Linked DNA regions of Homo sapiens: all the other regions are linked to region 5. Evidence: chromatin loops called from intact Hi-C (ENCODE). Cell type or tissue: endothelial cell of umbilical vein. All regions are shown on one strand. Links, peaks and the distances in the headings refer to the core of each region. The heading gives the core; the rest is flanking DNA.

Region 1 (5,803 bases), core at 591-5,590, 79 kb before region 5:
GATAAAGCACACAAAGCACTTAGCACCATGCTGAGCACATCGTAGGTGCTCAGTAAAGGGTTCAAGACCTCCCAAAGCCATGTGGAGGGGCTGGATTCTGAATGACCAGTGTAGAAGACACAGCATTCTGCAGGATGATCCGCTGGGTCTCTTAAGCAAGTCATATCATGGAGAAAAATAGGTATGAGTGTGTGTGTGTGTGTGTGTGTGTGTAGGGCTGCTGTGCTAGATTAAAAGAGAAGCCAGGGCTGTAACAGCCAGGTATGTGGTATTAGACAGGGTGCCGGACACCTGGCCCAACTGGAGGAAATGTGACTATAGCCTGGGCATTAGAGATGAAACATATTGACAGAGAAAGGTGACTGGAAACCAAAAAGGTAGGTAACAAAACAGCATGTACAGTATGATCTCACTTTATCGAACAGCATGAACACACACACACACACACACACACACAGAGGGAAAGGTGGCAGCTGTTCACAGGGGTAATCTCTGTATGGTAAAAACACAGTGCTTTGATGTGATTTTTGCTAATCTGTATTTTCTTTCTACAGTGTATTTACACTGTTTCTGTAATAGTAAAAATATTATAATTTGAGAACTAAAGAGCTCAGACTAGGAACCAGAGCTCCTGGCCTCAAATCCAGCTCTCTGCCCCTTCCTAGAAGACAGTAGGTGCTAAGAGACAGCCAAAGAACTTGTCCAAAATTAGCTGGAAACCAGGAAGGGCTGGGGAAGGAAGCACCTGCGAGGTGCGGGCCCCTGAGCCAGGTGTCTTCCAAAGGGCGCTAGCTGAGGAAACAAGGAGGAAAACAGCCGTGGAGGAGAAAGGAGCTGGCTGGGCCAAGCACAAGCGAAGGGCAGGGCCGGCCCCCCACCACGCTTGCTGACCTGGAGCCAGCCAGCCAACGCGACTGGCTGCCAGCAGGCCACAGAAACCTTGGTGAGGAAAGACTCCTCACCAGGCCAAGTGTGGTGGCTCATGCCTGTAATCCCAGCACTTTGGGAGGCCGAGGTGGGCAGATCATTTGAGGTCAGGAGTTCGAGACCAGCCTGGCCAACGTGGCGGAAACCCTGTCTCTACTAAAAATACAAAAATTACCCAGGCGTGGTGGCACACACCTGTAATCCCAGCTACTTGGGAGGCTGAGGCGGGAGAATCACTTGAACCTGGGAAGCAGAGGTTGCAGAGAGCCAAGATGGCGCCACTGCACTCCAGCCTGGGCAACAGAGTGAGACTGTCTAAAAATAAATAAAAGGACTCCTCACTGACAGAGACGACATCAGTGCAACCATAGCAGCTACTCTGTCTGGAAAGAACCACAGTATTTCCTGCCTGCCTCCCAAAGTGAGACCCTTGCCAGAACCAGGGAAATTCTCTGAGAACTTCAGGCTGCAGACCCTGGGAGCGGCTCCAGCTTATGACCTGAAAGGCACTGCTGTTCCCCTCGCAAAGAAGGTGTCAGTGCTATGTGACCGCCTCTTTGCAGAGGAAGCAGGGAGGTGGGAAAGCCGGTGGGCCTTAGGTGTGTTTCTCCAACAGCGACCCAAGGGGTCTCAACCTAGGGGCTTTGGACCATCTGGGCAGGGCGCCTTGAGCCAGCTCTGTGCACCATTCTGAAGTTTTGGGGCTCTGGAAGACACCCTTATCTCTCAGCATAAGACAGTTATAATAATGAGTATTTATTGAGCACTTACCGTGTGCCACGCACTGTGTCAAGGGCCTTCTGTATATTTTCTCATTGATCCCCACGAAACCTCCATAAGGTGGGTATTAGTGAATCCCACTTTCCCGATGAGGAAGCTGTGGCCTCCAGAGGTAAGCTGTCTTGCCCAAGGTCACATGGCCAGGGGGTGGGCAGGGCTGAAGTGCTCAACCACCACAATGGCGTGCAGAGATGACCCTGGGGTCATCCAGTTCGGTATCTTCAGCCCTGGCTGCATTTTCTTATTTTTTAAAAATATTTTTGAGACGGGGTCTCACTCTGTCATCCAGGCTGGAGTGCAGTGGCACCATCATAGCTCACTGCAGCCTCCAACTCCTGGGCTCAGGCGATCCTCCTGCCTCAGCGTCCTGAGTAGCTGGGACTACAGGTGTGCAGCACCATGTGGTGCTTGGTCACACGTTAGAATCACCTGGGAGCTTTTAAAAGATGTCTTTTTAAAAAGATACCGCTGAGACAGATTAACTCAGAATATCTGGGGTGGAGTCAGGAATTCGTGGGTCCTTAGGTGGTTCCGAGGTGCAGCTCTGAGAGCGAGAACCACTGCAATAGGCAATGAGAAGGGGTGACAGCCGCAAGTGCCAACTGTCTACAAGGTAGCCAGGAGTGTGACACCAGGCCCATATGGTGGCCGCAGGGGTGGCTGGGTTGAAAGGTTGCTCTGGCCAAAGCGCACCGGCAGCTGCTTCACTGGAGCAAGAGTGTTGAGCTGGCCCCTGCCCCAGGAGTGACATCCTGTCCCCAGGGAATGAGAGAGAGAGGGCCTCAAGGAGCAGACGGGCTCTGGGGGTCTCAGCCTCTGTCCCCTGCACCCATCTCACAGCTGCCGCGGACATCTATGGAAGCCTGGGGAGGCTCCCAGGCCCACCTCCTAAAGGCTGGAGGCTGGCTGTCAGCCAGCGCCATCACTGAGGGCACAGCAGCCTCTGGCCTGGTTGTTCATTAAAATCGCGTGGGGAGGAAAACATGCAGGTCCGAGCCCCACCCCGGTCAAATACATCCGAATCCAGAAAAACGAGCCTGAGCACAGAAAGCTAAAAAATCGCAGTGAGCCTGCACACAGAGCCGCACCCAGCAGACACACGTAGGGGCTAAGAGCAGGCTCTGGAGTCCATTTGAATCCGGCCTCAGATGCTGATGAGCTGTGTGGACTTGCACCAGTTACTCGATCTCTCTGACCTTTGGTTTCCTGGTCTGTAAAGCGGGGATGAGACTAGCAATGACACTGAGGTCGGGGCAGAGATGAGAAGGGGCGATGCGTAAACACGCCTAGTCCACAGTGAGCGTTCAGTATTAATTAGTATTACTGCTTTATGCGTTGTGTTTTGAAGGGAAGGGGCAGGGAACAGCCATCAGTGATCTGGGGCCATTTCTACAAGTTAAGCTGGGGTAGGCGTCCTCCCTTCACTCTCACGTTCCCAGCAGTGATCCCAGGCCGGGCCCAAGGCTGGCGTGGGGGTGGAGCTCGGCTCCTGCTCCTCTCACCCTGCAGGAAGACAACAGCAGGGAAGGCCGCCAGCTGCCCCCTAGTGGCCAAGGGCAGACGCGCACTGAATCGCTTTCACCTCATCCTGAAATCCCTGCGCCGGCCCCCACCTTTCCACTCGGCCTCTTTGCAGGTCCGTGGGTCCCAGAGGTTCTGGCTGGCAAGGCACCAACTACAAGGGTTTCCTGATGGCTAATGGCATTTCGGAAAGCACCAAGCTGACTGCAATATAAAGTTCAAATAGGGCCGGTGGGGGGCGGGGGTGGGGAGTGCCAGGCACCCGGGCCAGAACATTTGAGTCTGTTTTCTCCATCCAGCCAGTTCATTTCAGAAAGGAAGGCGCGCCCCAGGAGCGATGGCAGGTTCTGCTTTCCTGTCTTACACAGGTCTGTGCTCTCGTGGGTGCTTGTGATTCTGGAGCTAGGAAGCTCAACTTCTCCCTCCGCAGCAGCAGCCTAGAGTTGTGCTGATGGACTGAGAGCCGTGTCCCAGTCCCTCTCCAGCAAGGGCCATCTGGGAAAAGCCACCTCATCCCCAAGACGCACAACAAAGTGACCCCAAACCCTATTTCCCTCCATTGCTGAAGAGCTCCATGGAGGAAACAGCTGGAGAGGGGACAGGGACAGAGGGAGGTGCTGGTGGCCTGGAGTCTCTACTGTTGACACAAAATCTTTTTATTCCCCATTTGCCATCTTTTCCACAAACCTCTCAGGTACAGATCGGAAGAAAGTGCATATAAACCCTGCCTTATTTAACCAGGCCCACCGCCTCCGGGACAGCCCCTGGGGGAGCCCCATCCCGCTAGGTAGAAGGGAAGGCCACACCAAGTGCTGAGTGAGCCACCCAGACAGCAGGTGCTCTGGGAGGGAGGGGCGACAAGGGGTAGGGGAAGGCTTCCTGGAGGAGGGAGAGGCCTGGCCCTGAGAGACAGGGGGCGGTCCCTGAAAAGGGAGAGAGAAGGCACACTTCTCCGGGAACCAGGCCCCAGCACCTGAGCATTGGACCCAGGCGGCCAGGAAGAACACAGGCCAAGGCGGGGGCCTGAAGCAGATGGGACTGTGGGAGCTTCAGGGAAGCAGCCCTTCTCGCCTCAGGTCTGGAGTCTCAGAGGACCCTCCTAGGCCTCCTGCTCGGCTGGCTCCAGAGGATGCAGAGGGCAGACCATGCCTCCCTAGGTCCCACCGCTGGGACTGCAGAGCTTGGCTGGCATCGCCAAGCGGCTGGGGCCTCTCCAGCAGTGTCAGGAGCTGGGCGCTCGCTGGCCAGCACAGAGTCGAACTGCAGCCCCCAGAATAATCCAGAAAGGGGCATCTGGGTGGGGCTGCAGTGTCGTGGGCTCCTCTCAGAGGCCATCCAGGGCTTGCTGGACTCGGCTGTCCAGGGAGGTGGCTGAGTGGATGGAGACGCCGGGGGCACCGATGCTGGTTTCCAAGCAGTCAAAGCCACAGCTGGTCAGGGCCTGCTTCGTGGCCTCCACTTCTGGCTGCTCCAGCCCTGCGGGGAGGGAAGGCAGGTCACCCTTGACAACTCTCCGCTCCGTGGGAGAAGCTCATCATATTCAAGGCAAAAGCCCAGGCCTTCCTGCTGTGCCTTCCTGGCTGTGACCCACCTGAGCCAACAGGCCATAAAGCCCAAGGTTACCTGCAGCCCCTCCGTGCACTGGAATGCCCAGCCTTGCACCCCCAGGGGTTTAGGGAGCAAGAGTTAAAAACATGGGCTCTCAAGTCACAGGACTTGGCCTTGCCTTGTACTGGCCGTGTGGCCTCAGACAAGTGACTTCCCCTCTCTCAGTCTCAGTCTCCTCATCTGGGAATGGGGCTAATGATGACTCCCCGTGCAGATCTCAGGGAGGCTTAAAGGAAATAACGCAGGTAAAGTGCCTGGCACAACACCTGGCACAGCGGGCACACTCCAGAAATGTCAAGTCCCACCATCGTCATGGGCTCTGAACTAGGAACCAACAGTTGGGGTTGGCTGGAGTGAGGATGTGGCCACCTCCTGAGGCCTGGGAGCCATCATGGAGTGTGAGGGGATGTCTGGAGCCTAAGGGGGCTCAGTGCAAAGCAGAGGGGAAAGGAAGGATGAAGAACAGAGAGGAGGAGATAAAGACAGAAAGAGAAAGAAGGAAGGAAGGAGGGGACAAGGAGCACAGAGGGAAATGGAGGCAGGTGGGACCGGTTAGTGCCTACTGTAGGCCAGGAGCGAGCCTGAGGGCAGAGGTAGGTGTCAGGTGGTTAAACACTAGCAGAAGCCCCTTGCCAGGCCCCCAGGCACCAGGGAGCTTCCTAAGCCAAGCCCATTACTCGGTCTTCCTCTTTCCCCAAACCAACGGGAAGGAAACCCTTTCGTTTTGTAGCAAAATCAACCGCATCCTGACCACATCAAGGGTACAAGTGGGGCAAGGTTAGGCAGACGTGGAGAGTGACAATGCCCTGGTTACTTCCCAAGCTTGTGCGGACAGCCCCGATGACAGGAGCCCCAGCCACAGCCCAGCCCTGCACCAGGCTCTCTAGGTGCACTTTCCTGCTTGAATCTGGGCAACGATCTTGCAAGCTAGATACTCTCATCCTTATTTTACCAATGAGGAAGCAAA
Region 2 (5,803 bases), core at 215-5,214, 94 kb before region 5:
CAGGAAATCATTGGTTGGTGTGAAGTGGGAGGTTGGAGAGGCAGCCTCTGTCCCCGACCTGACCAGAGCATCTTCTGGCAGATCCTACCCGCCTGTCCCTCACTCTTCTCTGTCTCCTTCTGGGGCTGATGAGCCACCCCCTCCAGAATCCTCAGCCAGGACTCCCGCCAGCTGTCCTGGCACTGCTCTGGATGTAGCAGGGAACACCGGGAGCAGGACGGTTCTGGTTCAAATCTCAACTTTGGCAATTATTCACTGTGTGACTGCAGACACATCATTTAACCTCCCTCAGCCTCAGCTAAAAAAAACAGACTAGAACTTATGATCTGCATCACAGGCTGCTTACGAGACAAAACAGACCAGGTGCCATGGCTTACTCCTATAATCCCAGCACTTTGGGAGGCCAAGTCAGGAGGATCACTTGAAGCCAGGAGTTCAAGACCAGCCTGGGCAACATAGTGAGACCCTGTCTCTACAAAACAATAAAAAATACAAAATTAGCCAGGTGTGGTAGTGTGTGCCCTGTAGTTCCAGTTACTTGGGAGGCTGAGGCAGGAGGATTGCTTGAGCCCAAAGTTGGGAGGCTGCAGTGAGCTATGATGGTACCACTGCACTCCATCTTGGGTGACAGAGTGAGACCCTATCTCTAAACAGCAAACAAAAAAGATGAAAACATGCTGGGTGCGGTGGCTCATGCCTGTAATCCCAGCACTTTGGGAGGCTGAGACAGGTGGATCACCTGAGGTCAGGAGTCCCAAACCAGCCTGGCCAACATGGTGAAACCCATTTCTACTAAAAATACAAAAATTAGCCAGATGTGGTGGCTCACACCTGTAATCCCAGCTACTCAGGAGGCTGAGGCAGGAGAATAACTGGAACCCGGGGAGCAGAGGTTGCAGTGAGTCAAGATCGTGCCACTGCACTCCAGCCTGGGCAACAGAGTGAGATTCCGTCTCACACATACACACACACACACACACACACACACACACACACACACAGACTGAAAACAAAAGAAGGCATTTTAATACTAATTTAAAATATGACCTCTACAGCTAATAACAGCAACTCCAGCAGCTAACGCTAAACGAGGGCTTTGCCACATTCCAGGTACTGTTCAGAGTGTCTGATAGGTACTATGATTAGTCCCCTTGTATAGAAAGGGAAACTGAGGTTCTGGCCTGAGGTCACACAGCGAGAGGCAGAGCCCCAATCTCTGCTCAGTGTGTAAGAAGCTGATCACCACCTCATGCTGTGTCACCAGGCCCAGGTGAGTGTCCTGCATAGAGCAATGTCCAAGGAGCCAGCTCTCCACTGTGCCCATCTTGGAAGCGGTAAGGAGGTGGGGGTGGGTGTCAGGGGTGGGACAGGGCTCAGGGGCAGCACCCAGGGCTTTCCTCTCTAAGTCCCCTTGTCCCAAAACTCAGGGCCTTCCTCAAAGAGCCCGAGGGAATTCTCCGGCTGGGTAAACTCAGGGTCCCCAGGAGCCTCTCCAGCCCCCACAGTCATTAATCATAACTGAACTCTCCTGGATGAAGTTTCCCATCCCTTTGGGGTTTCTGTCTCCCAGTATCACTTAATATATACCCTCATCGGGCCATATATACCTGCTCCTAATAAACCTCTATGACTTTAATGAACTAAATAGCAAATTACTTTTTTATTCAAGAATGAAATTTCATCATATTCATAATTCATATTTTATTTCAGACATCTGCTGCTGATTACATTACATTTAACTAAAATTAGATGATGCTCAGAATGCAATTAAGACTCTGCCAAATTCTTCGGCCCACCAATGCCGGCGGAGCGCAGCGGGGGCCGCGAGGAACCTAATATGTAATTAGGAGCTATTTTCTAGCTGTTTTTAAAGTCTGAAAATTAGCTGCCTTTATTAATCACACAGACAAATATAAAGTGGAACCAACGCTCGCTGAAATTTCTAAAAGGGATTTTTTGTTTAATTATACACCGCAGAGCGCTGAGACTCGTTCTGCATGTTGATTTGTTGTGCACTGACATTTTGACAACTGGTTCTCAATTTGTCTGTCGTAGTTAGGCAACAACAAAGCCGACGGTAATACTTTAACTTTCAAAACCTTCAGTGTGCCGGGGAGAGGGAGAATGGCATTCCTCACTGCGGGCCCGCAGCTTGGGCTCTCGAAGGCAGAGACACGGGGAGAAGGGCAGGTGAGGGGCGGAGGGGACTCCCGGGACGACGCCAGCTGGGGAGGTGGCTGACATTCTGGATCGGGAGTTACAGGGCCAAGGAACAAGCCCCTGTTCTGCGGGGTGGCTAAGTGGAAACCCTCCCTAATCTCTGGGCCTCAGTTTCCTCCTCTGCACCAAGAATGGGCTGGAGTCTGAGATCTTCAAGGAGCCTGTAGATGCCAAAACTCTGTCTTCTTTTCTCTGTGTGCTAATGTCTTCTGTGTAGCATCATTTGTCCCCTCGGCCTTAGCAGGGGGATGTGATTTTTTTTAGAGACTGTCTCACTCTGTAACCCAGGCTGGAGTGCAGTGGTGTGATCATAGCTCACTGCAGCCTCAAACACCCGGGCTCAAGCAAGCCTCCCTGCTGAGTAGCACCGGGGCTACAGGTTCGAACTCCCCCGCTCAAGCCAACCTCCCTGCTGAGTAGCTGGGTTACAGGTGAGAGCCACAGCACCCAGTCTCCAGAGGAATCCTTTATTATCCCAATGTGCAGAGGATGCAACTGAGACTCTGAGACTCAGCAACTTGTTAACCAACCAGCAGGTGGCCACACCAGAACTCAAACATGGAGTTCACTGACTCCACAATCTGTGGTTCTAACCACTGTATCCACCTCCCTGGCTCAGGAGCCCTGAGCAAGGGACAGCTCTCTGGGCCTCAGATTCCCTTCTGTGATGCTTGGATGTGGTAGAGTGGCACCCAGCCCTGCTGGGGGCCAGGGACAGAGTACACCAGCAGGATCACAGCATGAAGCAGGATTGAGCCCCACACAGGGACCCCCAGTCTCAGTGGAACTCCTGAGCTCACCCCATTCCCTTGGAGGTTCCTTAGGCCACCCTGTGGGTGAAACTACCCAGTGATGTCCAGAAAGTCCCAGGACAGAGAGTGACTGCCAAGGGGCCCAGATTCTACCCCATGCCCAGACAACAATAACAGATGGCTTTTTGTCCCATGTGCCTAGTACTCTGTTGACACTTTATTACCAGCGGGCACAATGGCTCACACCTGTAATCCTGGCACTTCAGGAGGCCAAGGTGGGAGGACCACTTGAGCCCAGAAGTCCGAGGCCAGCCTGAGCAACAGAGAGATCCCGCCTCTAGGAAAAATTAAAACTTAGCTGAGTGTGGTGGTGTACACCTGTAGTCCCAGCTGCTTGGGAGGCTGAGGTAGGAGAATCAATTGAGCCTGGGAGGTAGAGGCTGCAGTGAGCCGTGATCGCACCACTGAACTCCGGCCTGGGCAACAGAGTGAGACCCTGTCTCAAAAAAAAAAAAAAATAATATCACCTACACTCCTTCCACTAACCCTCCAAAGTGGATTCACAACCAGGCTTGGAGTCTCACAGCCTGGATTCAAACCCAACCCCTGCAATTTGCCTGCTGTGGTAACCTTGGTCGGGCTGCCTCAGTTTCCATATCAAGAAAATGAAGAGCTTGAGCACACCCACCTCTCTCGGTTCTGGGGAGGACTGAACAGGATAATTGGGTGTGTGGCCCAGATCAAGCCCTCAGCTGATGGAAGGTTCCTGTTACCACCCCATTTGACAGACAGGCACATTGAGGCTCTGCAGGGAGAAGTGCTTGCTCTGAGGTGCCTGCCGCCAGGTGGGTCTGATGCCACAGCCCATGCTCCTACCCCACCACCATAATGCCCCCCTAATTCCCACCAGGGAGGACTGGGGAAGGGCCTGAGGACCCACTGTGCAGTCTGGGCTGCCCCATCTGGCCATTGTGACCATCTCCAGGGGCTCTCAGGGTGTTTTTACCTTCCGTCTCTCACTTCCTTTTTGCTCCCTGGAGAGAGTGCCCAGCAGCTTTCTGCAGGAGCCAAGGCATGGCAGAGCCCACCACGGGGTCTTTTGCCCCTGCTGACTCCAGCCCAGTGGAGCCAGCACCATGACCTGCCCAGGCCTGTTTTTAGGAGCCAGCCCTGCCTCCTCCTCCTGCCCACAGACCCATCTGATGAAAACGCCAACGGAGAAAAGGAGGTTGTTTTGGGTGACAATGAAACTGCCAATAAAATCTCAAACGCAGAGATAGGCAATGACTATTTCACTTATTCTGACAGTTTGAGACTTTGCTGGGGAAGGGAAGTGACAGGCACCTGCCGACATCAACACCACTTCTTTCGGAGAACAGCCCGTGGGAGGGGGCTTCCCGGGAGACCTGCCTTGCCCAGATGCCAAGCGGGCTGTGGCTGCTGCTGTTGGCAGCAGGGGCTGCGGTCACCCACGGGGAGAGACTGGACACTCTGACTCTATCCACAACTCCCCTCTGGCACAGACATATGCCAGGCTCTGGCTGGAGACCACAGAGGCAGAAACAACCAGCAAAACCCCTGCCCTTAGGGTTTGTTTTGTTTTTTTAAGACAAGGTCTGGCTCTGTCATTCAGGCTGGAGTGCAGTGGTGCAATCTCGGCTCGCTGTAACCTCTACCTCCTGGGCTCAAGCCATCCTCCCACCTCAGCCTCTCGAATAGCTGGGACTACAAGCATTCATCACGACACCCAGCTAATTTTTGTATTTTATTGTAGAGATGGGGTTTCGACATGTTGCTCAGGCTGGTCTCGAACTCTTGAGCTCAAGCCATCCTGCCATCCTCCCATCTTGGCCTCCCAAGTAGCTGGAACTATAAGCGCTTACCACAGTGCCTGGCTAATTTTTGTATTTTTTGTATAGATGGGGTTTCACCCTATTGCCTAGGCTGGTCTCAAACTCATGAGCTCAAGCAATCCTCCCACCTCAGCCTCCCAAAGTGCTAGGATTACCCACATGAGCCACCATGCCCAGCCCCTTAGGGGTTATTGGGAGTGGAATCGTGTCCCCCACAAAGAGATTTTGAAGTCCTAACCCCGGATCCCCATGAATGTGACTTTATTTGAAAATGAGGTCTTTGCAGATGTAATCAAGTTAAGATGAGGTCATGAGGGTGGGCTGCTGTCCTTATAAGAGGGAATGCCATGTGAAGCCAGACACACAGGGAGAAGGCCATGTGTCAGCAACAGCCAAGGCTGGAGTGATGCAACCGCAAGCCCAGGACTGCCAGCCACCACCAGAAGCTAGGAAGAGGCAAGGGAGGGTTCTCAGAGGACCCAGTGTCTCAGAGGGTCCCTGGTCCTGTCGACACCTTCATTCTAGACTTCTGGCCTCCTGAACCATGACAGAGTAAATCTCTGTTGTTTTAAGCCACCACATTTATGGTACTTTGTTATGGGAGCCCTAATTAGAACACCGTTATAAAGGGCTTCCATGCCAACTAGGGCATCGGCAAAAGAGGCCCCACCTCCAGCTGGAGACTATCAAAAGAGGGGTATATGGCCGGGCACAGTGGCTCATGCCTGTTATCCCAGCACTTTGGGAGGCCGAGGGGTGGGGGATTGCTTGAGCCCAGAAGTTCGAGACCACCCTGGGCAACATAGCAAGAACCCCATCTCTACAAAAAAAAAAAAAAAAAAGTAAAAAATTAGCCAGGCATACTAGTACATGACTGTAGTTCCAGCTACTTGAGAGGTTGAGGTGGTAGGATGGCTTGAGCTCATGAGTTCAAGGCTGCAGTGAGCTGTGATTGTGCCACCACACAGCAGCCTGGGT
Region 3 (5,803 bases), core at 222-5,221, 330 kb before region 5:
CCCAGCCAGATATGGGGCCACAGAAGTTTCATGTCCAACTCCAAATCTCCCCTCAGCCGTGTTCACTTGTGTGCCAGCTGACAGTGAGCCTATTTTCAGCACACCTCCTGCCAGAGCGTTCCCACTGATGGGGTGCTGCCTTATCTGACCCAGGTTAACCATACAGAAACCCAAATTAGCTCAAATGTTTGACGAGGGTTGACATTGACTTGTTGATTCATTCAGTTAAAACTCACTGAGCCCATTACAATACAACATGTCAAACCCATTGTAATACATCACTGTTATAGACAAGGAACTGAAATTCACTTTGTAACAATTAAACAGCAGAAGAACTTCTGTCTTTTTAAAGACAGGGTCTTGCTTTGTCACCTAGGCTGGAACGCAGTGGTGCAATCATAGCTCACTGCAGCTTCAAACTCCTGGGCTCAAGGGATCCTTCTGCCTCAGCCTCCCGAGCAGCTGGTACTACAGGCATGCACCACCAAACCTGGCTAATTTTTTTTTTTTGAAAAGGAGTCTTGCTCTGTTGCCCAGGCTAGAGTGCAGTGGTGTGATCTCGGCTCACTGCAGCCTCCACCTCCTGGGTTCAAGCAATTCTACTACCTCAACCTCCCGAGTTGGGATTACAGGTAGCTGGGATTACAGGTGCCCGCCACCACACCCAGCTACCTTTTGTATTTTTAGTAAAGACAGGGTTTCACCATGTTGGCCAGGCTGGTCTCGAACTCCTGACCTCAGGTGATCCACCCGCCTCGGCCTCCCAAAGTGTTAGGATTACAGGCGTGAGCCACAGCATCCGGCCCCAGCTAATCTTTAAAAAAATTTTTTTGTGTTGACTATGTTGTCCAGACTGGTCCATTTTTGTTTAAAGGCCTTTACCCATTCCTGTATGAAGGCTAGGATAATTTTAGAGCAACTGAGATAAAATGCAGAAATAGCAATCACATAGTTTTCAAAACTAACTTTGGGATTAAAGAGGAAGTATGTAGACAACTATAATTTGTTAACGATTTATAGGAACAAGGAGATTTGGCTATTGTCACATGAGAGACCATTACCCAAGGACAAAGAAGTTTCACAAACTTCCCCCTGACCCTTGCTGGCACCCAGATGTCTGCCTGTTTCTTTCCTCCCTTACCTAACATATAAGACAAAGCCAAGCCCATATATACATATATTTTTTTGAGACGGAGTCTCACTCTGTTGCCCAGGCCAGAGTGCAGTGGCGCTATCTCAGCTCGCTGCAACCTCTGCCTCCCAGGTTCACGCGATTCTCCTGCCTCAGCCTCCTGAGTAGCTGGTACTACAGGCGTGCACCACCACGCCCAGCTAATTTTTGTATTTTTAGTAGAGACGGGGTTTCACCACGTTGGCCAGGATGGTCTCCATCTCTTGACCTTGTGATCCACCCGCCTCGGCCTCCCAAAGTGCTGGGATTACAGGCATGAGCCACCACACCGGGCCCAAGAGCATATAATTCTAAGAGGGCTCTTTAGAACATTTAGGCCATTTAGGTTTGCTGGCTCTCCAAAATAAAGTCGCTTTCCTTGCTCCAACTCCTGGCCTCTCGACTGAGTGGCTATCATGCAGGGAGCAGAAGGAGTTTGGACTCGGTTACAACTTCACCTTTCAGAGTTTCAGTTTCCTTATCCGTAACACACAGGTCTTGTTGTGAGGCTTCAATTAAATGTTACCATTTGTAAGGTAATTAGAACAATGTTTGGAGCATAGTAAGCTGCCTTAGTAGGTGTTCAGGTGTTCAATAAAACTGCAAAGATATATTTACGTGATGTGGGGCGTAGCCTGATGAGATCGAATACTGGAGTCCTGGGTCGGCCGTCTATTAGGGAAGTAGACTTGGACAGCTCACTTCACCCCTCTGAGCCTCAGTTTCCTCATCCATACAATGGGAATACCAACAGTTTCTAGCTCACCGAGTCAATGAAGCTGCCCGGGCAGGCGCTTATCTGCGTAATCGTTCAATGTTGACCCAATTACCGTCGTTTGCAGGAGGTTATATGGGGACACGACCCTTCAGTTTTGCTGGTTGGTTGGTGGATGGGTTCCCGGGTTCACGCCGGCCCCACAGCCCTGCGCCTGCGCATTGAGCGCCTGCGCTTGAGCCCCTGCAGCTCCCACGGGCCCGGTAGGTGGCGCTGTCCCCATTGTGCCGCAGAGGCAGAGCTGGGAGGCCCCGCCAGGCCCTGCGCCTCCCCACACCCCACCAGGCTCCTGCCCGCTCCCAAAGTGGGTGGAACGGAGGGAGGGCAGGAGGGGCAGGAGAACTTGTCCTCCTACCGTGCTTGGGCTGTTTCCTAAGGGCTACGTGAGAAGCCTCACTTGCACACTGTTGGGAAAGTTTGCAGCTCCTCCAGCAGGTGTCTTGGGGCCCTGAGTTCACACCTGCCTCAGTGTGGAGGGTCATTAGGTGTGTCCTGTTATTTTCACTGCTACTACTGCCACCAGCACCACCACCACCTAACAATTCTTGGGTTCACGTCCAGGTTCTGAAACTTTGAAGTTGTGTGCCCAGGACAAGTCAGTTCCCCTCTCTGAGCCTCAGTTTTTGCATCTGTGAAATGGGACAGAAACATCTCTACCTTGCAGTATTACATGAAATAAGGCGTGTAAAATACCTGACACATAGAAGATATTCAATAAATGGACTGTGTTAATATTTTTATTAATTATGATGCTACAGCCTGCCAAAGGCTCCTGAAAGGACAACTGGTTCTTAATGCAGTTAGTTAAACCGGATCATTTTCACCTACTCCCTGTTCTTGTTTGTTTTGAGATGGAGTCTTGCTCTCTCCCCCAGGCTGGAGTGCAGTGGCATGATCTCGGCTCACTGCACCCTCTGCCTCCTGGGTTCAAGTGATTCTCCTGTCTCAGCCTCCAGAATAGCCAGGACTACAGGCATATGCCACCAGGCCCAGCTAATTTTTGTATTTTTTTTTTTTAGTAGAGACAGGGTTTTACCATGTTGGCCAGGCTGGTCTTGAACTCCTGACTTCACCTGATCTGCCCACCTCAGTCTCCCAAAGTGTTGGGATTACAGGCATGAGCTACCACTCCTGGCCTACTCCTTGTACTTGAAGATACAGTAGGGCCCTTCTCAACACATCAACAAGGAACACCAGAAAATGTTGTGCATTCTCAACTCTCACTCTGCCCTGATCCGCTGTATGACTCTGGGCAAACCTCTTCTGTCCTCTGGGTCTCAGTTTCATCTTTAAAATTGGGATTAGCAACCTAAATTCCCACTGATGGACAGTGGAGAAAGAAAATGTGGTATATACAGACAATGGAATGCTATTTGGCCTTACGAAAGAATGAAATCATGTCATTAGTAGCCAACATGGCTGGCAGTGGAGGTCATTTTGTTAAGTGAAATAAGGCAGGCACAGAAAGACAAATATTGCATGTTCTCACTCATTTGTGGGAGTTTAAAAAAAAAGATCTCGTGGAGATAGAGAATAGAATGATAACCCAGGCATGGTGGCTCACGTGTGTAATCCCAGCAGTTTGAGAGGCCGAGGTGGGCGGATCACTTGAGGTCAGAGTTCGAGACCAGCCTGGCTAACATGGTGAAACCCTGTCTCTACTAAAAATATAAAAATTAGCTGGGTGTGGTGGTACACACCTGCAATCCCAGCTACTTGGGAGGCTGAGGCAGGAGAATTACGTGAACCCAAGAGGTAGAGATTTCAGTGAGCCGAGATCACGCCACTGAACTCCAGCCTGGGGGACAGAGCTAGACTCCATCTAAAAAAAACAAAAGTTTTTTTTGAGACTTGAATGATAGATACCAGAGGCTGGGAAGGGTGTGATAGAGGGAGGGCGGGATAAAGAGGTTGGTTGATGGGTACAAACATATAGTTAGGTAGAGAAATAAGCCCCAATATTCCATAGCAGAGTAGAGTGACTACTATAGTTAGCAAAAATGTATTGTATATTTCTTTCTCTTTTATTTTTTTGAAACAATGTCTGTCTGCATCACGCAGGTTGGAGTGCAGTGGCCCAATCTTAGCTCACTGCAACCTTCACCTCCCAGGCTCAAGCCATCCTCCTGCCTCAGCCTCCCAAGTAGCTGGGATTACAGGCACGCATCACCACGTCCAGCTAATTTTTGTTGTTGTCATTGTAGTTGTTGGAGATGGATTCTCGCTCTGTCTCCCAGGCTGGAGTGCAGTGGCACGATCTTGGCTTACTACAACCTCCGCCTCCTGAGTTCCAGTGATTCTCCTGCCTCAGCCTCCTGAGTAGCTGGGACTACAGGCATGCGCCACCAAGCCCAGGTAATGTTTTTGTATTTTTAGTAGAGATGGAGTTTCCCCATGTTAGCCAGGCTGGTCTCGAACTCCTGACCTCAAGTGATCCAGCCGCCTCGGCCTCCCAAAGTGCTGGGATTACAGGCGTAAGCCACTATGCCTGGACCTAATTTTTGTATTTTTTTGTAGAGACGGAGGTTTCATCAGGTTGGCCAGGCTGGTCTCGAACTCCTGACCTCAAGTGGTCTGCCCACCCCAGCCCCGCAAAGTGCTGGGGTTATAAGCGGGAGCCACCGCACCCGGCTTGTATATTTCAAAGTAGCTAGCAGGGAGGACTTGAAATGTTACCTACTCACAGAAATGATAAATACGAGTGATGGATACCCCAAATACCCTGACCTGATCATAACACATTCTGTACACGTAACACTCACTTGTACCTCATAAATATGTAAAATATTTCCTGTCAATAAAAAAATAAGTAAAAACAATGTACACTACTCTGGTAACAGGAACACTAAAATCTCAGACTTCGCTGCTATACAATTCATCCGTGTAACCAAAAACCACTTGTTCCCCAAAAGCTATTGAAAAAAATATATATATATAAATTTAAAAATAAATAAATAAAAATAAAACAAAATTGGGATTAGATAGTTCAAAGTTCCTGCCCAGCTCTGACAATCTACAATGGATACCTTTTTTTTTTTTGAGACGGAGTTTCTCCCTTGTTGCCCAGGCTGGAGAAGTGCAATGGCGTGATCTTGGCTCACCGCAACCTCTGCCTCCCAGGTTCAAGCGATTCTCCTGCCTCAGCTTCCTGAGTAGCTGGGATTACAGGAGTGGGCCACCACGCCCAGCTAATTTTGTATTTTTAGTAGAGACAGGGTTTCTCCATGTTGGTCAGGCTGGTCTCCACCTCCCAACCTCAGGTGATCCACCTGCCTTGGCCTCCCAAAGTGCTGAGATTACAGGCATGAGCCACTGCACCCGGCCAATGGATACCTTTTACCACTGTATCCAGCTCCCGGTTTGTATTTATAAGTTCAGTAAAATCTACACTCTGCTTCTGACAAGGAATGGGGCCACAAATGCAAATACACTTAGCACAGCGCCTCCTGCCAGGGGGTGCTGGATAAAGGGCAGCTGTGAAGATGATGCACCCTTAATCAGTCCTTGATCTGACCCAGAGAAGATTGTTTGGAAGGGATAGTCATTCAACCCCTGTTTGCTGAGCACTTACTATGTTCAACGCTCTGAATTCGGCTCAGGGGATCTTGCAAGAAGACAGATAAGGTCTCTCTCTCTCTCTCTCTCTTTTTTTTTTTTTTTCAGACAGAGTCTCACTCTGTTGCCCAGGCTGGAGTGCAGTGGCATGATCTCGGCTCACTGTAACTTCCGCCTCCCAGGTTAAAGCGAATCTCCTATCTCAGCCTCCCGAGTAGCTGGGATTACAGGCGTGCGCCAGCATGCCCGGCTAATTTTTGTATTTTTGGTAGAGATGGGGTTTCACCATATTGGTCAGGCTG
Region 4 (5,803 bases), core at 533-5,532, 91 kb after region 5:
GATCTCCTGGCCTCGTGATCCACCCACTTCGGCCTCCCAAAGCGCTGGGATTACAGGTGTGAGCCACCGTGCCTGGCCTCATATTATGTTTATTTTAAAATCAGATTTTTTTTTTTTTTTTGAGATGGAGTCTCGCTCTGTCTCCCAGGCTGGAGTGCAGTGGTGCGATCTCGGCTCACTGCAAGCTCCACCTCCCACGTTCTAAAATCCGATTTTAAACTGTTAAAAAAAATACATGTATATATATTTTTGATACAGAGCTCACTCTGTCACCCAGACTGGAGTGCAGTGGTGCGATATCAGCTCACTGCAACCTCTGCCTCCTGGGTTCAAGCGATTCTCCTGCTTCAGCCTCCTGTGTAGCTGGGATTATAGGCATGTGCCACCACGCCCAGCTAATTTTTGTATTTTTAGTAGAGACAGGGTTTCTCCACGTTGGCCAGGCTGGTTTCAAGCTCCTCACCTCAGGTGATCACTTTTCGGCCTCCCAAAGTGCTGGGATTACAGGCATGAGCTACCATGTCCAGTGAAAAATATTTTTATTTTCCTGGAATTTATGAGCATGTTCTTTAAGGGTATCGAGTGTCCCATGTTCTTCCTCTGTTCAGCCACCTACACAAAGGTGCAGGATGTGTGCTTCCTGAACTCCAGTGAAAGCTGGAGAAGATAGGGTCTCCACCACCCCCAGGGGACACAGCACAGCCTCAGGCCCTGCTTTCATCCATGCAGACCTTGCGCAATACCAGCATGCACCGCCAAAGCTAGACAGATATGGAGGGGCTGGGGAGAGGCCCTAAATGCCTGCAGGTTGGAGGGACTAGTACCTTATGTCTTCAACTCTATGATATGGTTGCTCCCTGATCAAGGGAAGTGGTGCCAGGCAGGTGCACGGGGTTTGGCTATCTCCAGCTCGATCCCGTGAATCTCCCCTTGCCTCTGTCCCCAGCCACTGACCAGCTGCCACGCTGGCCTCTCAGCTTGCCCTAGAGCCTGCTCCCACCTCCAGGCTTTCCTGCCTTGATTGATGTTCCCTGAATGCTATGGACTGATCGTCTGTGTCCCCACAAAATTCATATGATGAAATCTAACTCCCAATGTGATGGTGTTAGGAGGCAGGGCCTCTGACAGGTGATCAGGTCACAAGGGTGGAGCACTCATAAATGAGATTAGTGCCCTTATGACTACATCATCAACTATGTGAAGACACAGCGAGAAGGCACCATCTACAAACAAGGAAGCTGGCCCTCACCAGACACTGAGTCTGCCAGTGCCTTGATCTTGGACTTCCCATCCTCCAGAACTGTGAAAAGTTTCTGTTGGTTAGAAGCCACCCAGTGTAGTGTTTCGTTACAGCAGCCCAAACAGACTAAGACACCAAATGTCCTCATGGCTCACTTCCTCACTCAGAGAGTGACCCCCTTACCTAAGGAGGGAGCCTGGCCACTCTTTCCCCTTACCTGGATTCACTTTTCTTCAAATAACATATCCCTGCCTGGCCTTATGCAGTCACCCCTCATCGTATGTGGGGAATTGGTTCCAGGACCCCCATGGATACAAAATCCACGGATGTTCAAGTCTCTAATAAAAAATGGCATAGTGTTTGCATATAACCTGAGTACATCTTCCTGTACACTTTAAATCATCTCTAAATTACTTATTATACCTAATACTATGTAAATACTACATAAATAGATATTAGACTATATTGCTTTTTAATTTGTATTATTATTGTTGTATTGTTATTTTTATTGTATTTTTAAAAGCATTTTGAATCCATAGTTGGGTGAATCCTCAGATGTGGAACCCGCGGGTGTGGAGGGCCAACTTTACGTCTTTGTTATTGTTGGTCTCCCCCATAGAAAGTAAATTCCATGAGGACAGGGATGGGGTCTGTTCTGTTCTCTGACATCACCCCAGCACCTAGGACAGTGCTAGCTCAGATAGCTGCTCACCAGTTTTTGTTTGTTTTGATACAGAGTCTCATTCTATCACCCAGGCTGGAGTGCAGTGGTGTGATTTCAGCTCACTGCAACCTCTGCCTCCCGGGTTCAAATGATTCTCATGCTTCAGCCTCCTGAGTAGCTGGAATTACAGGCATGCGCCACTATGCCTGGCTGATTTTTGTGTTTTTAGCAGACAGGATTTCACCATGTTGGTCAGGCTGGTCTTGAACTTCTGACCTCAAGTGATCTGCCCACCTTGGCCTCCCCAAGTGCTGGAATTACAGGTGTGAGGCAACATGCCCGGCCTGCTCACTAGATTTTATGGAAAGAATGAATGAGCCTCAGAAAGCAGCAAAAATAGACAAGAGATGTATGAAGTTCAAAAAAACACAGGTAGATGGGAACATCAAGTGTGTATATGTTTGGAGGGGGGTGAGGTGGGCAGTGGCTGTTGCCCTGCCATCTGCCGCAGAAGTCAGATTTGGGATGAAGATGAATGAATAAGTAGCGGATGGGCAAAAATGGTGGGCAAAGGAGGTACATCCAGGAAAAATAAAGGCAAAGAGTCTCAAATGACTACACTCAAAATATTGGTTGAACCACATGAAATTTCTGCTATTCAACCATTCTGACCCAACAAAGTGACCATTTATTATGCTTGAGAGTGTGTTGCTATTTTGGTAGCATAAATTCACACACAGCCCATCATTGAAGAAGTGTTGGTGTATAAGCAATTTGGGGGATGGTGAGAGTAGGCGTAGAAATAGTTCATTAAATCTTTACAAACTCCCTGATCCCAGACAATTTAATCCTACAGATAAGGGAAATGACAGGTCACAGCTATAAGAGAATGAGGATTATGATCCAAGTTCATGTGGTTTGAAAACCCATGTCCCCACCGCTAACCTGCTGCTCTTGACAGCCCGTTGCGCTAAGGCACTAAACCAGGCCCTACGGTCACAAATGGACTTAGCTTCTCCTGCTAATTCAGAGGCCTGTGGGGCACTGCCCACGGCTGCCCCCTGGTGGCAGATCTACGCACTTGGCCTTGCCCTTGACTGTAAACAGTCAGGGATTAGTGAAATGAACAGAAGATGGTAAACTGAATTTTTGTGAGTTTTTTTTTTTGTTGTTTTGTTTTGTTTTTGAGATGGTTCTCATTCTGTCACCCAGGCTGGAGTGCAGTGGTACGATCTCAAGTTCACCGCAGCCTCAACCTCCCAGGCTCAGGTGATCCTCCCACCTCAGCCTTCTGAGTAGCTGGGACTACAGGTGTGTACCACCACACCCATCTAATATATATATATATATATATATATATATTTTTTTTTTTTTTTTTTTTTTTTTTTTTGTAGAGATTGGGTTTTGCCATGTTGCCCAGGACGGTCTCGAACTCCTGGCCTCAAGCAATCCTCCCACCTCGGCCTCCCAAAATGCTGGGATTACAGGCATGAGCCACCGCACCCAGCCAGAGTTGGGTTTTTATGTTCTCCCAAATGTTAGTGTTTTTAGCTGTCATAACTACAGCAGTTAACAACCAAACTGAGCCTTCCTAAGGGATGCCATTTTATTTACCACTAAACCCCAGAGATTCTCATGTAGTAGGCACATGACTATTGGCTTCAGATCAATAAAGCACATTTTACCTTTGCAAGAAATGCTCGTATTTCCTTCGGTATGCAAAACCAGCCCGTCTCACCCGCAGGTGCTCCATCAGCCCCAGGTATTTGATCTGATGCCTTATGAGGAAGTCATCAAATTTGCCTTTGGAGAAATAGAACAGAGAATGACAGGAAAGGATCCCATGGCTTCATATCAACCAAGGCAGATCACAGGCTGCAAGCTGAAGTTCAGTGGGCTGGGTCTGGCCCCAGACTCATTTCGTGAGGTCTTAATTTTTTTTTTTTTTTTTTTTTGAGATGGGGTTTCATTCTTTTTGCCCAGGCTGGAGTGCAGTGGCACAATCTCGGCTCACTGCAACCTCTGCCTCCTGGGTTCAAGTGATTCTCCTGCCTCAGCCTCCCAAGTAGTGGGGATTACAGGTGCACACCACCATGCCTGGCTAATTTTTGTATTTTTAGTAGAGACGTGGTTTCACCGTGTTGGCCAGGCTGGTCTCGAACTCTTGACCTTAGGTGATCCACCCGCCTCGGCCTCCCAAAATGCTGGGATTACAGGCATGAGCCACCATATGCCCAGCCCAATTGTGCTTTTTAAATGGGGGAATTTTATAGGAAAAAATTAAATTTCTGGTTCCTCTGAAAAGTCCTGAGATCTGGCTATCCTGAGGCCAGAGTCCCACATGGCAACAGCTGGCAGGAGAGGAGTAGCGCTGTTGCCCCTTTAGACAGAATGTGCCTTCTCCAGTTTGCCACAGTCCTCCCCACTGCCTATTGCCTTTCAACCTGTCTGCTTCACTCATTTGCTTTTCCTGCCTAGCCTCTGTGAGCCTCTGATGGTCCATTATAGTTCATTATAATGGTTCCTAACAACTATATTATAGACCATGGCAAGAGCTTAGAAACTACCCAAGTCATAGATCATTTTCGAAGACTGTTCCTTGGCTAGAAAAGAGTGACGTTGACTCCCTTCGCCTCTGACACCTGCCTGACTCAGCTGTGTTGCTCCTGAAACTGAACAACCTCTGAGAAATGCTCACTCTGAACCACCAAAGGCATTCATTTACCTTCTATTATTATTATTTTTTGAGATAGGGTCTCACTCTGTCACCCATACTGGAGTGCAGTGGCACAGTCATGGCTCACTGCAGCCTTGAACTCCTGGGATCAATTGATCCTCCCACCTCAGCCTCCCAAGTAGATGGGACTACAGACATGTTCCACCACACCCAGCTAGTGTTTGTATGTTTAGTAGAGACACGCCACCATGCCTGGCTAATTTTCGCATTTTTTGTAGAGACGGGGTTTTGCCATGTTGCCCAAACTGGTTTCCAATTCCTGGGTTCAAGTGATCCGCCTGCCTCAACCTCCCAAAGGGCTGGGATTACAGGCATAAGCCTGTAACATCTGGCCAACTTCTATCATTTAGAAAGGAAAATGATTCACATCCAGAGGACATCGAGCAAGCTTGTGGTGGTGTTTAGGATCCCAACCCACTGCCACCTTGCTTTGGCTCCCAGCCTCCTTTCCCTGAGCCCAGTTCATAATGATCCACAACTCACTGGGTTCTTTCCTGTCGTTGGGCTTGATGCAACGGATGTAGGAGGGCTCCTTAGAGATGAGGGTTTCTAGAAGGCTGCTCAGACTGTTTTTAAACTGAGTCCCCACCTGCAGAGAGAGAGAGAAAGAGAGAGAGAACGAGCCAGAGAGATACTGCTGCTTCCAACGAATACAAAAAGACTGGCCAGGGCTCAAGGTGTCAGCCCTATAGAGCTGAACTATTGACAGATTGTCTTCCTAGTGGCCATCTGGCCCATTAAGAGGTGGCTTTGGATGTCCTGACCTGAGAAGGCCAGTCTTGGTCTGGTCACGTGGAAGCTGGACAAGCATCTGTCTAGGATGCCTCACTTGCTCAGCAAAGACGTGGTGAGTGCCCAGCAGGAACCAGTTCTGCCCCAGGCCTGTCATTCTCTTCCACCTTCCTTTGTGTTTCTTTGTTGACACGTGTCCTTCATGATGCTGGTATTATTATAACTTCTTTATTTGATGGTATTTTCTTATACTCTCTCCCACTAGATTGTAAGTCCCTTGAGGGCAGGGACCTCATCTGGCTTGTTATTGCTGAATCCCTGTGCCTGGCACAGTGCCTGCCACATATACATAGTAGGTGCTGCTCAATGAATGCCTGCAAATGAACAAACTGGGACTAAACTTGGAACATGAATATCACATTCTAAGTTA
Region 5 (5,771 bases), core at 1-5,000:
CCCTTAAATACCTTGAACAGATTGAGTGCTGGGTCAAAAACTCTCTTGATGATCTCTTCCAAGAACTCCTTAAAAACACCGTCTTGATCAATCCCTGCTTCGTCCACCCCGAGGTCATTGACAAACTTCACACGGATGACCCCCTTCATGGCGTGCTGGGAGAGCTGCCTAAGCTGCTCGTAGCCGTCCTGCCAAGAGCAGAATTACAGCCCATTAGGAAGCCCAAAGCCTTATGCACACAATTCGGGGTTCCCTCTCCTCTGTGCGAAGCTCTCCCAGCATCATTACCAAATGTGCAAATTATGAAACGTGGATGCATGACAGGAGCCGTTCTCACCTGCTTTTGAATGAGTGCTGATTAAAAGCAAAGATTCATTTGGGGATGTGACAGTATCACTCCTTGGCAAGGGGAGACTGACCTCAAGGGGACAGAGCAGTGAGATGGGGAAGTTAGACAAAATGAGTCATGACAAGCTCCTGGCCATCAGACAAAGGATGAAAGAAACCGGGACAAGATACATTTCTCTCTCTCTCAATGCTAAGAGTATCTTTAGCTCATGGTAAAAAAAAGAAAAAAGAAAAAAAAAAAAAATCAAACCTACAGAACACTGTAAAATGAAAAGAATTACCCATCACCCCTCATCTCCCGCTGCCTTCCCAATCATGAAGTGCCTGCAAGTCATGCTGAGGAATTTAGGGGACATCCTGAAGGTAATGGGAGCTGCAGAAGGTTTTAGGCAAAGAGTAACAGGGCTGACTTTCTGTCAGATCTTTCTATTGGCAGCAGAGCAGGTGGATGGCAGGGATCAACGCAGGGAGCAGAGACCGAGATGTGGGGGTGGTGCTGGGCCTGGACTTCTGGCTGGTGGTCAGCTCTGTTAGGACACAGCCATTCAGCACATCTACTCCATCCAGACCTCAACATGCACAGCCCCAGAACCACAACTTTGGAGTTCTCCTACTAAATCATCTGTTTAGTTTGTCTCTTGATTCTAATCTGTTGAGGCCTTCCTGGCTTCTGGTTCCATCATCTAATGCATTCCTAGTACTTGGGGTGCTGAGGTTTTTATTTCAGAGCAGTGACTATAAAAACAGTGCTGAACAGCACAGGGCCCAGGGAAGAGTCTGTTGGCCCGACTTGAGAGGCCCAATCACCAGGTGAAACTGATGTCTTCAGACACTGTGATGGAACAAGTGACCAATCAACCCTGCTGTCCTATGAAGGCCATGCCACATTTCTCCCTTTCAGCTACAACTGTAACACTGTCACATGCTTCGCAGGTTAGACAGGCTGTCTCCACAGCATCCACTCGGCTGCCGTCTGGTCCCCTCATCACAAAGCAAACGAGCAGTATGCCAGTGTGGCGAGACCTGTTTTGGGGAACCCTTGCTGCCTTCCTGCCATGTTCACCCAGTGATCCCCAAAGGACTATCCTATGGTGCCCCGATTCAGGGGTTAGGCTTCAAAGTTAGTGGGCAAGGGAAAATTACCTCTCAAGACCCCTAAGTCACATGTGGGAACAGGAGCACAGTTTTGTGGAGGCAAACCTGAGAAGGACTTTTTATGTACATAAAGTTTGAGAATCATTAAGTTAGATGACAAAAGGGAGAAACAGGAAGTCAACAGGCAGCTGTAACAGCATTTAAACCATTCTGCCTAAATTTAAGATAATTATCTTGGCACTGAGATGAGAACGGATGGAGAATTCCATCAAGTTCCTGTCTGCCTGCAGGAGTTCCTCCAACCTGCTTTAAAATTATGCCTCCCCAGCCTTCACACGCATTAGTAGATGCGTTTGTGGTTATGTGGATGAAATGGGATGGTACATGTGAAAGCAAGTGGCACATGGCCTAGCTCAAGGAGCGTTTACTGGATTCAAATCTCAGTCTTGCTTGATCAGCTCCACACCAGCCTCTTTGTTTAAACGTTTAGAGGGGACTGCCTCTTGTGATACATTTCCTGCCTTCTGGGAACTGGCGTGGATATGCGAGGATTATATCCATGCCTCTTGGGAGGTGAATGTGAGTCAGCGTTCCTCTTCTTCACTGCATCTCAACATGCACACACAGGGAATACTGAGCTAGAAAAGGGATGCCTGGCTTCCAGGCCCAGCTCTATCACTGATATCCAAGTGACCTTGACTGAAGTTCTCTGGCCTCAGTTCTGCCTTTGACAGAGACAGGGGAAAGGACTGGGTAAGAGTATGTTTGAGGATCCTTCCGGTTCTGAATACTAGAGTTCCAGCCCAAACTCACCCTCTGGGAAGAAGAGCCTTCCTACAGGACTTTAATATCTGGAAGCCTAATAGAGAAGCATAGCCCTCAATACTAACCATAAAAAAGGAAACAATGCCCAGGAGAGCATGAGTCTGAGATCAGCTTACTGACGCCCCCTTGTGTCCAAATCCAGCAAAGGCCCCTGGGCTCTCATATTCTAATAACCAAGCCACCAGATTACGACAACTGGGATAACAATGAACAACCCTCTCCCCTTCTCCAGTGGAAAGTAAAGAGGAAAAGGGACTTTGCCTAAAGCCTAAGACAGACATCTCTTTTGCCATCCCTGAGGGATATGCTTTAAAAAGTAGGGCCAGAGTAACTGGGATGTCAAGTGAATTTCCAATAAGCAATGATATTTGTGAAGGGAGTCGGATTCTGCCACTCTCAGGAGATACTGCAATCTATACCACCCCAGACTCTTCCCATGGGTGGGTGCTGGCCACGTCTGGGTAGGCGTGATGGGTAGTGGGGCTGAGGATTTCTAGAGACAAGGGAGATGCATCTGGGTCTGCAGAGGGAAGTGCTAGAAAGGGAGTCCCTACCACACAATTGGGCTTTTTCTGAATCAAAAGCAGAGGTTGCAAATGGGTGGCCCACAGGTTGAATTTGGTGGAAAGACAGGTGTTATCTGACTTTCTAGGCACTTTACAGAGTTCAATTAGTTCACAACATGGAAGATCTGAATTTTGGCCTTCTCTTAAAAACTCAAGAGCGTTATGGAGCCCACCTCGTCACATGGCAGGTCTGGAGGAGCTGAGTGGCGGTGGCCTCTTCTGGGGAGGCACGTGCTTCCAACTGCTCCCCAACACTGAGGCTGGGTGTCAGTTGCCATTTATCAACTCACTCGTGGGGGCTATTTTTCTCAAGTAGAGCTACACAGACCAAGAGGGCTGTTTCAAGAACAGGAGGGCGCAGAAGTGGAGATTATTTCTATATGTCTAGCACGCAAACAGAATGCTCCTGTAATGAGACCCACTCAGCCAGCTTTACTCCTTCACATGGCCTGCAGGGCCCAGTGGGCCCTTCAATTCCTTATGCCTACCTTGAAGAATGTCAGAAACATCCACTGTTCAGCACACACTGCCTTCCTAGCAGCTCTCGGCATTGATCACCAGTGGCCAGGGGCACTCAAACAAGCTCTCCAGTAAGGAGTGACACAAACAAGGTACGATGCACCGAGGGAGAAAATGAAGACACGTGAGGAGGAACAGCTGCTGCCAGAAGCCATCTGCTGGTGGGGGTGGCTATCTGGCCACATACTTCAGGGGATCCCGTGACTGTCCTACACTACAGGACAGGCTCATGGGGAACTGCAGCTGGAGTGTGATAAAAAGGTCTGAAGTGCAAACATGGCAAATAAATGAAGCCAAGCCTCTCCAGGGAATGGGGACTGTGGCTCAGTCACCAATTCTATCGCTGGCAGGATGAGCATGTATGGGTAGGCTGTGCACTATACAAGCCCAGGGGAGGCTGTGGCATGGATAACACAGACATCGTAGGTAGTTAAGTTTATGACAACCATGTTCCAGCAGATTGGAGGCACGGTCTTGTACCAACAAAACCAATGTATTGTGACAATTTTCTGACATATGAGGACTGGGTACCTATCTCTAATTTACATGGAGTCACCGTATAGTGGTAGTTCCAGACAACGGATTTAGCTCAGGTGGGTCACTTCAGTGGTATCTTGTAAGTTTCTGTCTACAAAGAACTTCTGGCTCTGTGATAAAAGTATTTCTCTACATAACTCAGTAAATGTAACACCTCCACTCCACTTATATACTACAATCACAGTTGAGAGTCTCAGCAAAGTGCCTGCTGGGACAAATGGAGTTTGCACAGACCTGAGAGTGTTAGTGCAGCCGCTGTGACTGGCAGCTCCTGTCCTCATTTCAAAGGGACATGAAGAGGTGGATGCTCTAGCCCAGGATACTCTAGCTCTCATGGGGTAAAGGAAGACACTGCTGGGTCTCCAGCAATGAGAACATGTTTAACCAAGCAGCTGTTCAGAGCAGTCAACAGGACAAATGACCCCTTTCCTGCTCCCAGAGCCTTAATTTCAGATCAAGGAGTAACAGGAACAGTTCAAAAGCCAGAGACCGTCCACTAAAGAGCTTCCATGTTGCAGGGCCCACTTCCTTGTGGTAGGATTCCATAGGCTTCACACTCACCTCCAGCATCCTGGACCGGCGGATGGTGATGTGAGTGACATGCGGGGAGGCAGAGCTGGTTTCCACCAGCCCCAGTTTCTCCTTCTCCTTGGTAACCATGGTTCGAAACAGTAGAACTCTCTAAAATGAACAAAGGCGGGATCAGAAAACAGGGTCAGCAAACTGACGATTCCATAAAAACACTCTGCAAAAATGACTGAAACTGAAGTTAGATGAGATGCAAGCAGAATGGGATGCCTTAACATGTGCTACCAGTTAGAAGTGTCCTGTGAGAACAGAAGCATTCCCTGGAACACTTGTGGGAATTAGAAATACTGTTGAATACACAAGCAAAAAACGTTCCGGAAAGAGTGGTCTGGCTGCAGCTAGGGTCCAGCTAGGAATGGCCCACGAGAAAATCCTCCTCAAGGCTGGGCGTGGGGGCTCACGCCTGTAATCCCAGCACTCTGGGAGGCCCAGGTGGGCGGATTACCTGAGGTCGGGAGTTCAAAACCAGCCTGGCCAACATGGTGAAACCTCGTCTCTACTAAATACAAAATACAAAAATTAGCTGGGTGTGGTGGCATGCACCTGTAATCCTAGCTACTTGGGAGGTTGAGGCAGGAGAATCACTTGAACCCAGGAGGCAGAGGTTACAGTGAGCCAAGATCGTGCCACTGCACTCCAGCCTGGGGGACAGAGTGAGACTCTGTCTCAAAAAAAAAAAAAAAAAAAAAAGAAAAAAAAGAAAAAAGAAAATCCTCCTCATTCAGTCAATAATCCACTATAAAAACTTGGTGGCAGAACAAGTTACAGAGCCTTCTTTATCTAGCTGTGCCTGCTTTAAGGGAAATCAATATTATGAATCCTAAGAACAAAAATAATTCAAAGATAACTTTTCCTACTGTCAGAAAATTTAAAAATGACCCTACAGTATAAAGCTCCCTGACCTTTCAACCTGCCTCCTCTGTGCCTTCAAGCCCACCACAGTCCCACCAGTAATATTTCTCAATTACTGCTTGAAAGGAACCCTCTCTCCTTATTCTTAAGATTCTGCTAAACCTATTTAGAAAGAGCATGACTCTTTGCCCCATCCTGGGCTCAAGAATCAGCACCCTAATACCATTTAAATCAAGTCAGCTGAATGAATACATAAATCTAACCACAGCTGTTTTTTTAAAAATGGGAATCTCCCCCAAAGTCAAGAACTTTATTAAATACAAATAAGAACAGTAACAGCTGGGCACAGTGGCTCACGCCTGTAATCCCAGCACTTTGAGAGGCCGAGGCAGGTGGATCACCTGAGGTCGGGAGTTCGAGACCAGCCTGACCAACAGGGAG

What was found. A loop is a pair of places that touch in the nucleus more often than their neighbours do. Peaks named below come from ENCODE experiments on the same cell type or tissue, not always from the same donor. Only the 100,000 strongest peaks of a DNase experiment are listed, where the experiment ranks them.
Region 1: it touches region 5 in a loop (8-fold over the local background); 33 of 110 quality-filtered maps call a loop at or near these places.
Region 2: a loop joins it to region 5, with 8 times the contacts of the local background. A loop is called at or near these places in 4 of 110 quality-filtered maps.
Region 3: it touches region 5 in a loop (18-fold over the local background); 9 of 110 quality-filtered maps call a loop at or near these places.
Region 4: it touches region 5 in a loop (7-fold over the local background); 9 of 110 quality-filtered maps call a loop at or near these places.

Annotation. Positions count from the first base shown.
Region 1 is chr12:109,595,327-109,601,129 of GRCh38, reverse strand. MVK (mevalonate kinase) reads right to left here. Exons shown (of 11, transcript NM_000431.4): 11 at 3,005-4,704. The coding sequence ends at 4,553. Among named protein-coding and RNA genes, the nearest start is that of MVK, 24 kb to the right of the region's middle. RefSeq lists an enhancer at 1,913-2,602. In endothelial cell of umbilical vein, for the core only: a CTCF peak has its summit at 3,257 (motif pointing left); a DNase peak (open chromatin) is centred at 3,229.
Region 2 is chr12:109,610,130-109,615,932 of GRCh38, reverse strand. No RefSeq gene overlaps it. Among named protein-coding and RNA genes, the nearest start is that of MVK, 39 kb to the right of the region's middle. RefSeq lists an enhancer at 4,208-4,708. In endothelial cell of umbilical vein, for the core only: a CTCF peak has its summit at 2,744 (motif pointing right); no DNase peak of the experiment used is centred there; H3K27me3 peaks cover 567 bases.
Region 3 is chr12:109,841,830-109,847,632 of GRCh38, reverse strand. It overlaps LOC105369975 (a long non-coding RNA gene), which reads left to right and starts at 4,151. Exons shown (of 2, transcript XR_945333.2): 1 at 4,151-4,301. RefSeq lists a silencer at 2,033-2,312. In endothelial cell of umbilical vein, for the core only: a CTCF peak has its summit at 2,150 (motif pointing right); a DNase peak (open chromatin) is centred at 2,162.
Region 4 is chr12:109,425,373-109,431,175 of GRCh38, reverse strand. It overlaps MYO1H (myosin IH), which reads right to left. Exons shown (of 32, transcript NM_001101421.4): 18 at 5,125-5,230; 19 at 3,590-3,707. Among named protein-coding and RNA genes, the nearest start is that of KCTD10, 49 kb to the left of the region's middle. In endothelial cell of umbilical vein, for the core only: a CTCF peak has its summit at 2,965 (motif pointing left); a DNase peak (open chromatin) is centred at 2,955.
Region 5 is chr12:109,515,565-109,521,335 of GRCh38, reverse strand. It overlaps UBE3B (ubiquitin protein ligase E3B), which reads right to left. Exons shown (of 28, transcript NM_130466.4): 19 at 4,452-4,571; 20 at 12-188. Among named protein-coding and RNA genes, the nearest start is that of UBE3B, 41 kb to the right of the region's middle. In endothelial cell of umbilical vein, for the core only: a CTCF peak has its summit at 2,403 (motif pointing left); DNase peaks (open chromatin) are centred at 1,935 and 2,365; H3K27ac peaks cover 2,108 bases.